2 separate regions of the Homo sapiens genome follow, and region 2 is linked to region 1. Evidence: read pairs that join two places in POLR2A ChIA-PET (ENCODE). Cell type or tissue: IMR-90. All regions are shown on one strand.

Region 1 (2,500 bases):
TCTCTTCTGGATGGGAACTTAGGTACGGGACCAGTCCCATATATATTCATCAGTGCAGGTCCCTTTGTTCAACTCAAATGAGCACCACATGGGGTTCCTTCTTTCTGTGGGCCTCAATCCCTTCTGTGCTTGTCTTTTAAACTAATCTGCTCACATGGGGAGAGTCTTAAAATTTTTCCTGAATGTACCTCTTTTTATCTTCAAGAGACCCTTTGCCATTCTAGGGTGCTGTAATTTGACAAATAAATCCTTGTCCCACTTTCCCCTTCCCTGGTTTCTCACCTAGATCCTGGCCTTTCGTTCACCTGCCGTCTTTCAGAGTGGAGAGTACTCACCCTTCAGTCTCCTATTCACTGCAGTAACCCAAATTCCCTTCTCTTGGGTGGTCTCCTTTATCACTTTCGTATTTCTCTAATTCTAATAGCAAGACTTCAGGCCCAGCTTGAGAAAGCATGCATTTTCCTCCTTCATGTTCGTACAGTCCATTGGACATCCTTACCATCAGCTCTTGTTGGTTGAAAGATCTGAAAACTTTCAACTGGCCATTTCCTGAGGTTCTCTTTTTTGTTCATGGAGAAGCAACTGGAGCCCTTCAGTCTGGGCACAGTCAGGAATTTTCTGGATTGCTGCCATTATTCTTTTATTCAGTAAACATTTGCTGAGTCCCTTCCATATAAAAGTCAGTATCCCAGGGGCTGGGGATACAAGAACATGACCAAGGCCCTGCCTAAAGGGGCTTGCAGGCTGGTGCGGGAGACACAGTGACACATGTTGCCTTCTATTGGATACCAGTGCAATAGGTTGGAGTGGGAGCAGGATGTATGGGATGCTCTGCCCCATGCCAGAGGATGGACCACCTCATTCAGCAAGGGAAGGGGTGTCAGGGAAAGCTGTCACCAAAAAGCCCTAGTTGAACTGAGCTGCGAATCACAATGAGTCATTCGCCAGGCAAAGTCAGCCAGGGCATTCCTGGTGGAGGCAGCCACACAGGCAAAGGTTCAGAAGTGTGCAAGGGGGTTGACTATGTCCATTCTTTTTATGAATGTTGTCAAAGCTTCAGTAATCTTGCCCCTGTGCGTTTCTTGTCTGCCCTGCAGGCAGAATGAACTGTGAGTGGGTTATCAGGAAAGGTCAAAGACTGCATGGCTGGTGTGAGGGGCTGTGGGGCTGGGCCAGGGAAGCGGGAGGGAAGGGTGAGTCACTTGAAAGTTTTGTGTGCTGAGACATGGCTCTTAAAGGAGTTCTGGGGTTTTTGCAGAGGAGAAAGTGCTTAAAGGCAGATTATGCAGCCAACAGTGAGCCAGTAAATGGTTTCACTGGGGCCTATATTGGGACATTTTGGCAGCCTTCTTTATTGGGTTTGGGGCTCTCTGGCTATCAGATACCTTTCTGTTCTCTCCTTGTGAATGCCCGTGAGGGGTTTAGGGTAAAAATGTGGAGCTTTTAAGCATCTTAATGTGATTTCAATTGCATTTTAATTTTTAATAAAATGTTGAATAAAGTTCTGCTCAAAGAGCCACAGGGATGAGAAGATTCTACTTAATAGGGAGCGTAGTATTTTCATACTGGGAGATAGATGGGTTTAACAAGACCCTGGTACATCTCTTTCAAGTAAGTGCAATAAATGGTTCTGTTGGAATGGGAAAGAAGGGAGGTGCATACATACATGCATATATCTTATTTTTCTGTATAGCCAGTAATTCCACTCTTTGGAAGTAACCGCCGAGCTTTTGGCATCTTTGACTAATACCCTCCTCATATGATAGCTACACTGCTCCAAAGACGGTACAGACATCTGAGCCAAACATTTTTTCTGTTTTGTTTGCAAGAAATGGAACTGACAGATATACCTGTCTGTTTTGTTTCCAAGAAAATGTCTTGTTAGAAATGTGTGAAAATGTATTATATGACAGTTGCTGAAAATGTTTCAGATGCAGCAATAAACTGATTGTGGTTTTTGGACCAGATGTGCACCATGTTTAGAATTTATTGTACTTCTCTGTATTCTAGCCCAGTGCTTAAGTAAATAGAGAGAAGTGCTTTGCTTTTCAGTGAGACTTCTTATGTGGGTGAATGGCATTTTCCTCCATTTCATGATGGGAAATTATAGGAATCATGCAAATTGGAAATAGTCACTCACCTCACACCCATTGTGTAGCGGAGAAGACTCAAACTAAGGGCCTGTTGTCTTTGTCCTGACTCCTGAGGTTAAGGAGAAGACTTAGCCTGCAAACGTCTATAGCTTAACTGTGCCGCATTTTCTGACTCACTTAGAAACTAAAGAAATGCACTTAATGTCGATTGTAGTATTTTAAATCCCTGCCTTTTGATCTGATGCATTGTAGAACCTAGTCAGAACTCGATTAGTTAAAAAGGCAGGAGACTTTTTCATGCATACCCCTGTGGGACTCCAGGCAGCCTTTGCCAAAGGTGTTAGACATTTGTTTTTCTATGTGTGCTCAGTAAAATAGGCTTCTAAGCATAGAAATGATCTGCGTGT
Region 2 (2,500 bases), 640 kb after region 1:
AGAGAGGCTGCGCATTCCCAGTGGGGACCGCCTGGTCCAAGAGGACTTGCGTAAAAGTAGGGGAGATGGGTGGAACAGGTCGAGGGAGATCAAACGCTGGAGTTTTCCCAGGACTTGCCAACATGAAAGAAGCACACTTCAGCAAGAAACTGCTGAGAAAGTTATGGATGTGCATAAAGAAATTTGTCTAAGCTAACAATGAAAACAAAATACAATAAATACAATTTTCAGCCAGCCATGCTAGAATATTCATTCTATCCTCTTTATAGAAAATGACATTATAAAATCATTGTCCAATGAACAGAAAAAGCAAAATACAGCCAAAGATGCAGGAAAGTATTATAAAAGAGGGTTAGTTAATTTATGATACTAACAATAAAAACATGTTTCCAGCTTTTGATGTTTATGTTATCTGTCAGCTTTAAAGTTTTCTTCCTTAATTCTAAGAAGAGTACTTATTTTTGTAGCTAAATTTTTATTGGTAATTATATTCTTTTTAAAGGAGGCTTCCCAAATTATATAAGCTTCAGGCCTCGTGATATCTGTTTCTACTCCTACTAAGTTTATCTTCCAGGCCCTGCGCAGTGGCTCATGCCAGTAATCCCAGCACTTTGGGAGGCCAAGGTGGGCAGATCACTTGAGGTCAGGGGTTCGAGACCAGCCTGGCCAACATGGTGAAAACTTGTCTCCACTAAAAGTAAGAAAATTAGCCAGGTGTGGTGGAGTATGCCTGTAATCCCAGCTACTCAGGAGGCTGAGGCAAGAGAATAGCTTGAACCCTGGGAGGCAGAGGTTGCAGTGAGCCAAGATCGCGTCACTTCATTTCAGCCTGGGCAACAGAGCGAGACTCCATCTCAAAAAAAAAAAAAAGGAAGAAGAAAATTTATCTTCCATATAGTCATACTAAACAAAAGTATTTCTCAAGCTTTACCTTTGACAGCTTTTGTTAGAAAAAAATACTTCTGCTTTGTATATTTAATATTATAATATTCACTATATTTTTAGAATTTCCCACAGATATTCTCATATGATCTTTTGGAGGCTGAGTCCTCCAGGTGAAATGCTCTGACCAGATTGATTTCTAAGGGCCCTTCTGGCTCTGAGGGGCTGTGGTTTCAGGCAGCTAGATGAACCAGCAAAAATGTTTGTGGCCAGGAAAGGGACAGAAGTGGGGAGACAAGCAACATTTTTGGATCAAAGTTAAAAATAAAAACTCTCTGCTTTCAGCTACTTTTAAACTAGACTTTATTTATGGGAAAAGTAGATAACATGGAGGGCCAGGGGTTTTCAGTCTTGAAGAGAGGGTGAGAAATTTGGTGAGTCAATTGGATGGACGAGGGATAGCAGAAAAGGGAATGAATGAATTCTGACTTTTTCTGGCTCAATTAGCTTTGCGATATACTGGGCTCGAAGGAATGCTTCTCAGGATGTCACAATGTTAACAGCCTTTTTTTTTTTTTTTTTTTTGAGATGGAGTCTCACACTGTCACCCAGGCTGGAGTGCAATGGAGCGATCTCGGCTCACTGCAACCTCCGCCTCCCAGGTTCAAGCGATTCTCTGGCCTCAGCCACCCAAGTAGCTGGTGTTACAGGTGCTGGACCACACCTGGCTAATTTTTTTATATTTTTAGTAGAGACGGGGGTTTCACTATGTTGGCCCGGCCAGTCTCGAACTCCTGTCCTCATGATCTGCCCGCCTCGGCCTCCCAAAGTGCTGGGATTACAGGCGCGAGCCACTGTGCCCGGCCAGCATTTCCTATTTAGCAAGAACAAAAATCCCAAGGATTCATAATCAGGGTTCCTTGATTTTTTTTAGATTGTAGAGTTCTTAGAGATTCTGATGAAAACTATGAACCCTCTCCCCAGAAAATACATATAGTCACATGTACACGACATTTTAATAGATGACTTCGGAGGGTTCTCAGACCTTCTCAAGCCTATCCATGAACCTTTGGTTAAGAACCCATGACATAGAGAGAAGCCATGTAATCCCACCCACCTCTCTCCTAAATGGGTTGGTTGGGCTTGGTAGTCATCCATCCACCTCTCATTCATTTATTCATCTTCCATTCATACACACATGAATCATCCAATCATTCATTCCGTTTTCATGTATTTATTTATACAATGGAGAATATACGTCAGTCCTGATGGCTCTACCCATTACCTCTTCTTAGAGACCCCACCCTCCAAAGTCCATCTGAATGGGATACATATGGACTCCAGACCAAAGACCATCAAACCCTCTTTCTCAGGCATCTGCAATTGAGGCACTGAGAAACTGAGCCAGTCTGATGATGGTGATCTCTTGAATCCAAAGGGCATATAGAAAAGCTTGGAAGAAACAGAAATTAAGTCCAATCATGGTGGCATATACCTGTAATCCCAGCACTTTGAGAGGCTGAGGCAAGAGGATCACTTAAAGTCAGGAGTTTGAGACCAGCCTGGGCAACAAAGCAAAAGCCTGTCTCACCAAAAAATAAAATAAGATAACCAGGCA

What was found. ChIA-PET counts read pairs that join two places held together with the same protein. Peaks named below come from ENCODE experiments on the same cell type or tissue, not always from the same donor. Only the 100,000 strongest peaks of a DNase experiment are listed, where the experiment ranks them.
Region 2: POLR2A ChIA-PET joins it to region 1 with 5 read pairs; 2 of 35 experiments call an interaction of 5 or more read pairs at or near these places.

Annotation. Positions count from the first base shown.
Region 1 is chr13:50,410,427-50,412,926 of GRCh38, forward strand. All of the region lies in intron 3 of DLEU1 (deleted in lymphocytic leukemia 1), which reads left to right. Among named protein-coding and RNA genes, the nearest start is that of DLEU1-AS1, 120 kb to the right of the region's middle. In IMR-90, no CTCF peak of the experiment used is centred here; DNase peaks (open chromatin) are centred at 945 and 1,215; H3K27ac peaks cover 899 bases.
Region 2 is chr13:51,054,055-51,056,554 of GRCh38, forward strand. It overlaps the pseudogene GUCY1B2. Among named protein-coding and RNA genes, the nearest start is that of C13orf42, 56 kb to the right of the region's middle. In IMR-90, no CTCF peak of the experiment used is centred here; no DNase peak of the experiment used is centred here; H3K27me3 peaks cover 149 bases.